Regions from separate parts of the Homo sapiens genome. Here region 2 is linked to region 1. A link is a contact called in ENCODE Hi-C or POLR2A ChIA-PET data. All regions are on one chromosome and are shown on one strand. Each heading gives the region's core, a stretch centred on a gene start or an enhancer-like site at or near the end of the contact. The rest is flanking DNA. Distances are from core to core; before and after follow the strand shown. Region 1 has its middle 74 kb from the start of STK24-AS1. Region 2 overlaps SLC15A1 (solute carrier family 15 member 1).

Evidence for each region. A loop is a pair of places that touch in the nucleus more often than their neighbours do. ChIA-PET counts read pairs that join two places held with the same protein, here RNA polymerase II (POLR2A).
Region 2: a map of endothelial cell of hepatic sinusoid shows a loop between it and region 1 (5-fold over the local background). The contact joins two enhancer-like sites. A Hi-C loop is called at or near these places in 1 of 168 maps with a recorded cell type or tissue (endothelial cell of hepatic sinusoid). POLR2A ChIA-PET finds 5 or more read pairs at or near these places in 1 of 52 experiments (Caco-2).

Annotation. Positions count from the first base shown.
Region 1 is chr13:98,648,099-98,653,827 of GRCh38, forward strand. No RefSeq gene overlaps it. Among named protein-coding and RNA genes, the nearest start is that of STK24-AS1, 74 kb to the left of the region's middle. RefSeq lists an enhancer at 5,271-5,390. Within about 2 kb of position 2,358, at least 7 of the 41 ENCODE cell types and tissues checked have a DNase peak (open chromatin) inside an H3K27ac peak, as active enhancers do.
Region 2 is chr13:98,743,961-98,749,448 of GRCh38, forward strand. The region is part of intron 1 of SLC15A1 (solute carrier family 15 member 1); the gene reads right to left. Among named protein-coding and RNA genes, the nearest start is that of SLC15A1, 6.0 kb to the right of the region's middle. Within about 2 kb of position 3,256, at least 2 of the 41 ENCODE cell types and tissues checked have a DNase peak (open chromatin) inside an H3K27ac peak, as active enhancers do.

The DNA.
Region 1 (5,729 bases), core at 1,108-3,607:
CATTTTGTGAAAATCAACTGTGTTTGTATCAGCTTCTTTCTAATACTGTTGTTACATTCTGACCTCTGCTTCCTTCAGTGAACTTTATGGGTGTCTAATACCGTTGCTACATTCTGATCTCTGCTTCCTTCAGTGAACTTTATGGGTGTTCAGTAAGGAAGGGTGTGGAGAGAAGCCACCAGCTTCAGGGAGTCAGGAGGGCTGGGATTTCTTCCCAGTCTTGTTATCTACTATTCATATTCTCTTGGCAGAAAAGTCAACTTATCTGGGCCACAGGTAACTTATCTGTAAAGTGAGAGAACTCTGGGTGATACCTAAGGTCACTTCTTGTTTAAAGTTCAATCATTGAGCAGAGTGAGGTAGACAATTCTGAGGAATCCAGACTGAAACTGACTTCCTCCATGCCCTATAGTAAATATTAGGTCACAGCGGAATGAATTGTTGCAAAAGGTATGTACATTTGTTCGTAGATTTTCATTCAATTTTTTTTTTTTTTTTGGGGACAAGGTCTCACTCTTTTGCTCAGGCTGGAGTGCAGAAGCACAATTACAGCTCACTGCAGCCTCAACCTCCTGGGCTCAAGCCATCCTTCCATCTCAGCCTCCTGAGTAGCTGGGACTATGCGTGTGCACTACCACAGTTGGTTGATTTTTTTGATGTTTTGTAGAGACAAGGTCTCAGTATGTGGCCCAGGTTGGTCTTGAACCCTGGAGCTCAAGCAATCCTCCTGCCTCAGCCTCCCAAAGTGCTGGGATTATAGGTGTGAGTCACCGTGCCTGGCTCAAGATATCTTTCTACATCAGAAGGACTCCTCATGTATGCATCATCCCATAAATGTTCAGGAGAAGTTGTGTTGAAAATTGAAGATGGGTCTACTCAAGAGTTTTATGTGTAAGAAAAGCATGTATTCGTATGGTAAAGGGCTGGAGGGAAATGAAGAAAGGAGAACCACTTGATTTGGAGAGATAATATAACAGTAGAATTTGTCATGTTTTTGTTAAAGGGATAGAGTCTTGCTCTGTCACCCAGGCTGGAGTGCAGTGGCACCATCATAGCTCACTGCAGCCTCAAACTCCTGGGCTGAAGGGATTCTCCTGCCTCAGCCTCCCAGGAAGCTGGGAATATAGGAGCACACCACCACACTTGGCTAATTTGTTTTATTTTTTGTAGAGACAGGGTCTTGCTGTGTTTCCCAGGCTGGTCTCAAACTCCTGGCCTCAAGCAGTCCTTCCATCTCAGACCCCTAAAGGGCTGTAATCACACGTGTGAGCCATCATACCTAGCCCAGTTTGTTTTTTAAATTTTCCTTAATGTTGTTTATGCAGTAATAACATCATCATTGACAACAACAATCATACTTCTTCTTCTTTTTTTTTCTTCGAGATGGAGTTTCGTTTTGTCGCCAGGCTGGAGTGCAGTGGCGCAATCTCAGCTCATTGCAACTTCCGCCTCCCGGATTCAAGCGATTCTCCTGTCTCAGCCTCCTGAGTAGCTGGGATTACAGGTGAGCATCACCATGCCCAGCTAATTTTTGTATTTTTAGTAGAGACAGGGTTTCACCATGTTGGCCAGGCTGGTCTTGAACTCCTGACCTCGTGATCTGCCTGCCTCGGCCTCCCAAAGTGCTGGGATTATAGGCATGAGCCACCGCGCCCAGCCAACAATCACACTTCTTAAGATGCTGGTGGTGAACTTGGACTTTGAGAACTTTGCTTTGAGGACTTTAAAAGAGGAGTCTTCTGTTTGACTTGGCATGGGTAAACATAATAGATGCAAGTAGCCTCGTGGTAGGGGACAGGAGGGTATCTCTGAAATTGTCCAGAATCTACAAATGGGCAGATTTGTGCACATAGCATATTTAATTATTTGTTGCACAAACAAGTGTTTGAGATGCAGCGGCAGGGGATTGCCTAAGCCTCTGTTACAGCATTTACCTGCTGGCTCCAACCCTCCCCTCGCTCCAGTCTTACTTTCTGCACCCACTTGAAAGCAGAGGCCCTGTGTCCTCTTCTTATTGCTCTGAAAGTGGAGGGCAGCTTGGTATCCGTAGTTTTCATCCATGGGTGGTTTTGCCCCGCAGAAGGGATATTTATCAATGTCTGAAGACATTTTTCCTTGACATAAACGAAGCGTCTAGTGTCAAGGCCAGGGGTGCTACTAAACAGCCTCCAATGCACAGGGTAGCCCACATAGCCAAGAATTATGCAGCCCCAAGTGTCAATAGTGCCAAGGTTGAGAAACCATACTTCAGAGATAAGAGAAGCAAAGACAGGGTGGAGGCTTCTACCCTGGTCCCCTGGGGCAGGCCATTGTTTGCAAAGGGCACAGAGAGTGAGCAGGGGCAGGGGCTGGTCCTGCAGCTCTGCCCCAGTGATGTCATCGAGCCCTGGAACTCGGTGCCCTTCCTGGAAGGGCTTCGCCTAGATGGAGACTGACCTGACAGGAATCGGCTCCACCTGTGGACGTACGGAGTTGGACTTTGTCCCAAAACTGTGCCTGTGACATACATTCCTACCTTCACAAGGCTCCTTCATGCCAATCGCCCTGTCTATAAAGCCTGTTTCTCACTGCAGCAAGCTTCCTGCAAAGCCAGTTTCTCAAGCTTGCCATCCCGAGGGGTGTGGTGGCATAGCTCGGATGCTTCCGAGCCTCCTCTTCCTTGATTACATGAATTCCAAGACATGCAAGGATGTTCTAGACAAGGAGGCCAAGCACTTGGTGAAGGGGAAACTGACAGCAGCAAGGACTGAGAAGAGAAGCTTTGAGAAATGATCATAAAATAGTCAGGTTCTGATGAGGAAGTGCAACTAGGATTGGCACGAACTCCATGCAAAGGATGATGATGGTGCAATGTTTTTGTGAGTTGAGTTCTGAGAGTTGGCTTGGAGCATTGAGAAGGGAAAGGTGAAGAGAAAGGAATTGGTCAGAAACACAGAAATCAGAAAGGAAAGGGGTTCACAAGCAGGATAAACAGTATCTGTCTCTCGATAGTGGAGAATGGGAACTTATTAGCTGACCATGGCTTGGTAAAAATATTTCTTCCAACAGCTGGCTTCTTCTATTTTAATTTCATATTCACAGCACAACTCCAATCCGAATGTATTTTTTTTTCCAAGGTTATTGACCTGCTAAAATGAAGATGTGACTGTTTTCACTGTAAATGTGTGAGTGAGCATGTTGGTTTTGTTGAGTCTTGCCCATGGGAAAGGACTTGAATAAGTCTGAATGGTGGGATCTCTAACGCTGCGAATTCTGGAAACTGAGCTGGAGGCCTTTGGCAACCTCCATAGCAACAAGATGAAGACCCACATTGCTTCTGGAAGAGTCTTTCAGAAACCAGGTATTAAAACTGGTTTTCAGCAGTCATGGGTCTCTGTGCACAGATTTGCATACCAGAGCGGTGCTCCTGAAATATATAGTCTTGTCCAATCCTTCATGGTCGACATCGCTGATGGAGAGAGGAGATAAGGTTTCAGAAACACCTGATTGTTTGTCTCTCCCTCTCCCCTAGAAGGATTTGGTCCCCCCCATTAGTCCAGCTGAGGACATAATCATATTAGTTAAGCAAGACAGTAGGGTACCTGGTTAGGAAAAAGGGAGGGCCTTTTAAGTCATAGGAATGGGTCAGGTAGATGGGCCCCAGCAGATCAGTAGACATAAAAGTTTTTTCCAGGGTAAAACAGATTACAAGAGATTCTCAAAAGCAGACTCTCTGGAGCGATTGTCAAGGCTCATGTGGTAAGCAGGGTGGGGCAGACCCCTGTGAAACAAAGGAGGCTGTGTCTCCTCAACTCCCGTGCCCTTGGCACCCGCCTCACTCAAGTCCCTTCCCTGGTGGTTTGGGCCTTCTTCTTCCAGCTGCTCCAACCACTGGCTTCTGGAATGTTTTCAATCTTCAGTCTCCCGCTCCAGACTTTGACTTTGCTCGGTGGACTGTACCTGCTCAGATCTTGGTCCCATTTTCCACCCCGGAGCCCCTACTTGGCTTAATCACACTCAGACTTGCCTGGAGAGCTTAAACAGATTCAATGTAAAGGTTCCAATGGAGGGAAATGACTATGCGTCCCCTTGATGCAATGTTGTATTTCTTCTGCCAGATCCCATACCCTTCATCTGAGATCAACAAAACCAGAGGAAGAGTTTGAGCTGGGTCAGCTAGGAAAATACCACCTGCACTGTGACATTATTAAGATGTACGGAAGCTCTGTAAAGGCCAAATTACAGTGTGGAGCCCATGTGGCAACAAGGAAAGATGCTTATGGTGAAATGGTTCAGTGAAATAGGACTAGAATGTATATGATGCCGAGATTACAGCCCTGTACAAGAAGATTTCTCAAAGGCAATGCTCTCAGAAGTATCTAGGTCTCCAGTCATAGGGCTGCTGGATCAGAGCTTTTGGGGCTAGAGTCCAGGAATCTGAACTTTAAATGAGTTTTCCAGGTGGTTCTTCTGCACTCTATAGAATGAGGTCAGCTATGTAAAGAACTGTGTGCTCAAGGCATCATATTGCAGCAAAGAATTGTGGCCAGATTCAGTGGGACTACTGATGGATTTTTCTTAACCCACAATTTTCAAATTTTATCTGTACAAATAAAGTATTTTACTTTTATAATAAAACAAAATACATGAAAATAAAAACAAAAATAAATAAAAAGTTAAAAACATATCAATAAAAAGGATAGATAAATTAGATGAAGAAGGGCCTGGAGACAGGGACAAAGGTAGGCAGCCACTGATTGGCCCAGGTGAGAGAGGATGAAGACAGGACCTTTGCAGTGCAGGTGTAGACAGACAGGTCCTTTCGACCCAGACTTAGGAAGGTTTGATGCCAGCTCTGGGTTGCTGGCTGTTAACTTGGGGTGAGACATTGAGCTGTAGGATGTTGTTGTGAAGTCCAAATGTAATAATTGATGTTCTTGAGCACTTTCCATGGGCCAGTCCCTGTTCTGAGTGCTTCACATATCATGTGATCATCACAGAAGCTCTTTGGTGTAGATACTATCATTATCCCACTTTTTCAGATGAGAAAATTGAGAAACAGAGAGGGTAAGTAACTTGCCCAATGACACTCAGCTAGGAAGTGGCAGAGCTGGGAAGTAGGTATGGACGTACACTGTGATGTGTACAGCTCCATAGAATGTTAGGGGGCAGCATTTTTCTGTCTCCTAAACGTGGCAGAGTAATCCCTTTAATTAGAAGGAAACCTTTAGATTCTTCTTAGTGGCTTCACATATTGCTCTGTTTCTAAAGAGTCTTTCTCTCTCTCCCTGTGATCAGCACAACCTGAAATGGAGGCTCTCAAGTGGGAAAATACCATCCCTCCGTGGCAAGTATTGTTGAGGGAAGCCCAGTCTCTACTGTCAGGCTTCTCACGGTACATCTGCTCTGTGACCTGGAGGTGTTACCTGCACTTCCAGCTCCAGGAACTGGCTCCTTAAGCCAGAGCTTGGGTTCCCGTCAATAGATCTGGGCTCAAGTCACAGCCCTGCCACCTACTGGCCATGGGATTGCCTGCAACATATTTAACGCAGGGGTTTTCAACCAGGCTGCCCTGTCTGGGGATTACCAGGGATTGGGCATTTAAAACCCTCCAGGTGACTCTCGTGCACAGCCGGTGCTGAGAACCTCTGGCTGACCTCTCCAAAGCTTTTTGTTCCTTATGTGTAAAATGGAGGGATCCACTCTTCACCAAGATTTATTCATTGAGCACCTTTGTTTTTTTGGCCATC
Region 2 (5,488 bases), core at 2,006-4,505, 97 kb after region 1:
CGGTGGCCCTAATAATATTGTATATTGTCACAGGAGAAAATGACTCTAAAGATACATAAATGTCGCTAAATTAAAAGGAAACAAGCCTGGGCAATGTGGCAAGACCCCACCTCTACAAAAAATAACAAAAATTAGCCAGGCATAGTGGCACGTGCCTGTAGTCCCAGCTACTTGGGAGGCTCAGGCAGGAGGATTGCTTAAGCCAGGGAGGTCAAGGCTGCAGTGACCTGTGATTGTGTCACTGCACTCCAGCCTAGGTGACAGAGTGAGACTCTGTCTCAAAAAAAAAAAAAAAAAAAAAAAGAACCAATCTCTTGGTCTTTTGGAGGGTTGTTTTTCAAGGCAATGAGGTTGAAGACCCTAACTTATACACACACAGACTTTTTTTTTTTTTAATGGTAAATCATGACTAGAAAAAAATGCTTTACAATCATGGTTAAGTATGACGTTAGGGTATAAAACAGAATGCAAGTTTTCTGCCCACATGATAGATTAAAAGTAATGGCAAAGCCGGGTGCGGTGGCTCACGCCTGTAATCCCAGCACTTTGGGAGGCCGAGGCGGGCAGATCATGAGGTTAGGAAATCAAGATCAGCCTGGCCAAGGTAGCAAAACCCCCTCTCTACACAAGATACAAAAATTAGCCGGGCGTGGTGGCATGTGCCTGTAATCCCAGCTACTCGGGAGGCTGAGGCAGGAGAATCATTTGAACCTGGGAGGCAGAGGTTGCAGTGAGCCGAGATCGCGCCACTGCACTCCAGCCTGGGCGACAGAGCAAGATTCCATCTCAAAAAAAAAAAAAAAAAAAAAAAAGGCAAAAACCGCAATTACTTTTGCACCAACCTAATATTTGGGTTGCACATGGCTCTTTCCTATCATAAGAATATCTGTAAGAAAGTTCTAGACATAGAATGCTGTTAAAATATTGTGTGTATTTTAAATTTCATTAGATATTCTCTAACAATTCTCCATAAAAATGTCAGGTGACTTATTTTTTTCAGTCTTCTAATTTTAGAATTAGCATGCATAGCAGAAACAGCTATATTTTTCAAAAACCAGAAAAGTGAAACACTGCACATGAAGACTGCCTGGAAACTTTATCTGCAGGTCCACAGTACCGCATCAACAGAATGGGAACGTCGTTTTTAGAACTAGAGGTAAATCGCCTGTGTCTCCTAGATCACTTTGGGGCCTGTTTTCTACGTACCAACTCTCTTACTAAGTGGACCGTTTACAGTTGACCAGAAACTATGACCAGAAAACCCATCTGTCTTGCTGGGGGAAGGAACTGGTCACCAGACATAGCATCCGAGCTGAGGACCATGGTGGAGTTATCTTTACACTACAAATGTTTTCTACCTAAAGTCATCTATAAGCCATGGACATAGTTCAGAGAGAATACTTTCTGTTACCATGTCGGGGTGTCGAATAGTGTCCTGCCCATCCCCCCACAAATTCACATCCTTCTCAATCTCAGAACTTGACCTTATTTGGAAATAGGATCATTACAGCTGTAATTAGCTAAGACCAGGTCATACTGGGACAAGGCGGTCCCTCATCCAATGTGAGTAGAGTGCTCCTAAGAAGAGGAAAAGTGACACAGAGACAGATGGGCTGGCAGAGACGGCAGGGGTGTGTCCGCAAGCCAAGGAATGCCAAAGACCACCAGCCACACCAGAAGCAAGAGAAAGGCCTGGATCGGCTTCACCCCCAGAGCCTTCGGAGGGAGTGTGGCCCTGCTGACCCCTTGACTCTGGGCTCCCAGCCTCCAGGACTGTGAGAGAAGACTTTTCTGTTGTTTCAAATTCCCCAGTTTGTGGTGCTTTTGTTACAGACACCATAGCAAACAAGTACACCATGTGAGTTTAGGTGTCTTGATGTATTTTTGTTTTTTTTTTAACTTGTAACATTATTTATTTACCATTTTAACTTCGATTTTAGGGGTACATGTGCAGGTTTGTTATATAGGTAACTCGTGACTCAGGGTTTTGATGCTCAGATTATTTTTCCACCTAGGTACTAAGCCTAATACCTAATAGTTGGTTTTTTCCAAACAGCTCTCTCCTCCTACCCTCTACCCTCAAGTAGGCCCCAGTATGTGTTGTTCCCCTCTGTGTCTTTGTGTTCTCATCATTTCGCTGCTGCTTATACGTGGGAAAATGCAGTGTTTGATTTTCTGTTCCTGTTAGTTTGCTGAGGATAATGGCCTCCGGCTCCATCCATGTTCCTATAAAGGACATGATCTTGTTGTTTTTTTATTGCTGCGTAGTATTCCGTGGTGTATATGTACCACATTTTCTTTAGTCTATCATTGACAGGTATCTAGGTTGCTTCTATGTCTTTGCTATTGTGAATAGTGCTTCAGTGAACATATGTGTGCATGTGTCTTTATGGTAGAATGATTTATATTTTTTTGGGTATATACCCCGTAATGGGACTGCTGGGTCAAATGGTAGTTCTTGGAGGAGTTGTCACAATGCTTTTCACAATAGTTAGACTAATTTACACTCCCACCAGCAGTGTATAAGCATTCCCTTTTCTCTGCAAGGTGTTTTGATTTAATGGAAAAAAAGGAAAAACGTTTATTTCCTCAAGAACATCTCAAATGTATAAACATCTGCCATGTCCTAATAGAGCTTATAATAAAATCTTGTCACTAGGGGCAGATTGTAGAAGTTCTAAATGCCTAGTTTGAGAACTTTTAACGAGCCTTCTTATGGAAGTACATTTTGTGAATTTTCTATTTGTTAATCTGATCTCTGAACCAAAATTCCCTCTGGACATGGACCTGTTGTTCCATATCCCCACATCATACCTGGAGGACTCTAAACCCTCTCTCCAATGAGAGACCCCTTTCCGCAGCCCGGTGAGGAGCTTTGAGCAGTTTCCAGTCTAGGAACCAGGAGAGGAACTAGACCTTCCTCCTTCTTAAGCCTCTGTGGAAGACCCTGTCCCTGTGCCCCGTGGCTGTGGCACTTCCCAACGGCTGAGCCTGTGCTTTAACTGTGTTCTCATAGCTGCCCTCATCCTAAACCCCAAAAACCAGAGGGGCCGAGAGAAGAGGTGTGGCCCCCCCCACCCCGGCTGACACAGCCTCCTTTGTATCACATCCATGAGGTGAACCCAGGGTCCAGTGTCCTCCGCAATAGACTTCCAGCTTCTGAAACCAAGGGACAAAGGTACAAAAGAGTGACTCCCTGGTTCTTGGTGTTGCAACCCCGGGATGATGAGTCAACCGTGCTCGCTCAGCTGAGAATACTGCTCTTTCTCTCACTGTCCTCAAGGAAGAATGTGGAAAGGTTCCTCAGGCCTGACCCTTGTTTTTATTTCCTTATCGGCTCACCTGGGACACCTACCCACTTTCTCATCCTGCAAAGCATAGAATCAAGACGCAACTGTGTCTGAGAGCTTCTGCCTCCACCATGGGAACACACCTGGCTGGGAAGTCTTAGCTCCAAAGTTCTACACCAGGCCCCCAGTCATCAGCAGCTCCACCATGGGGAATAGAGTAGCAGTCCCATTTTCTAGGGAGGATTCCTGGTAGCTCAACTAGCCCATTGAGTAAGCCCTGTTTGTTCTTCATGGAATGGTTCAGTAACTCAAAGGGCAGTAGAAAAAAATTATTAATCAAAAAAACCCAGCCTGGCACAGTGGCTCAGGCCTGTAATCCCAGCACTTTGGGAGGCCAAGGCAGGCGGGTCACCTGAGGTAAGGAGTTTGAGACCATCCTGGCCAACGTGGTGAAACCCCGTCTCTACTAAAAATACAAAAGTTAGCCAGGTGTGATGGTGCGCACCTGTGATCCCAGCTACTCTGGAGGCTGAGACAGGAGAATTGCTTGAACTCAGGAGGCAGAAGTTGCTGTGAGCCGAGATTGTGCCACTGCACTCCAGCCTGGTTGACAGAGCAGACTGCATCTCAAAAAACAAATGAACAAACAAAAAAACCCAAGGGAATCGAAAATGGAATAATCTTACTCAGGACATTTTGTAAGAGACGTGAAAGACCATGCAAACATTTAGCATTCCATCCAAACTGGGCAAACCTAAAGTAGGCAAACCCTCCTGCTCAGACAAACACTCCTAGTTGCTGCTTTCACTGGTCTCATAGTACCTCATTTTCCTCAACTCTAACTCGGAGTGGAAGAGTGTTGTTTACGGGCTTATGTTCCTGCCCCCTGAGGATATAATTTCTTCAGGCAGGATTATTTTTATCCTCACATGGTTAAGTAAATACCTGCATAGATATGCAATTCAGGTGCATCCTGGCCAGCCCAGCTGAACCACATTCATTTCTCACTCCTATTCATTTCTACTCTCTTTACTTCTTTGTTTTTGTCTTGTTGTTGCTTCAGACACAGTTTCTCTGTTGCCCAGGCTGGAGCACAGTGGAGCAATCTTAGCTCACTGCAACCTCCACCTCCTGGGCTCAAGTGATCCTCTGGCCTCAGCCTCCCGAGTAGCTGGGACTAGAGGTGCGCACCGCCATGCCCAGCTAATATTTTTGTATTTTTTTTGTGGAGACGGGGTTTTGCCATGTTGCGCAGACTGATTTCAAACTCCTGAGCTCAAATGATCCGCCTGTCTCAGCCTCTCCAAACGCTGAGATTACAGGCGTAAGCCGCAGTGCCCAGCTATCCCTACGTTAAGACGGCACCGGCAGACTAATTCTCAAGTTCTACCTGCTAATTTACCCAATGCTTCATCATCACGGACATGTACCCACATGGACAAGCCAGGGCCCAGACTGTACTAGACCTTCCCACAGCCTAATTTTAGGGCACAGTGGCAACATGTTCACATGGGCAGGGGTCAAAAAAAAGAACCCAGGGGATCTTTAGAGTCGTGGTTCTCAAAGCGTGGGCCTGGGAGCAGCAGCATCACACCACGTGGGAACGTGGTCAAATGTCAGTGCATGAGCTCTACCCTGCACCTGAGACTCTAGGCAAGAGGCCCAGCGAGCCCCACTGCTGGAACAAGCCCTCACTCAGATAAGCCTGATGCATGTTCAAGTTTGAAAAACGCTGACTTAGAGCAATATTAGCCCAAAAGAACCCAATGTTAGAAGTTCTCTTTTCTTGCTGCTGGCTAGGAGGAGGTGAGTTCCCCCGAAGGTCATATGCCAAAGGCTTCCTTCAGTGTGGGACCACCTCTATAGCTTGCAGCAGGGACACCAGCTGCCCTGGTACTTCAATATTGTTCTTCGGTTGACTCAAGAGTTGACAGGAGGAGGAGAGAATGTGGAGGGACGCACCAGGTGTGAGGGACCTTCACAGCCCATCCATCATTTTAAGCTCAGGCAGCTGACTTGGAAAAACCTATCAGAATCACAAACAAGGCCAGCCAGGAGGCTGAGATCTGGTGGGGCAGGAAGAGAATAAAGTATCCTACTTTAAGTGAGTGAGTATCTCCAATCAACCTGGAGGTCTTGGCAGATAGAGGCAGGTGCTTGCTGCATTGAACCTGAAGCCTTGTACCTAATTTTCAGAG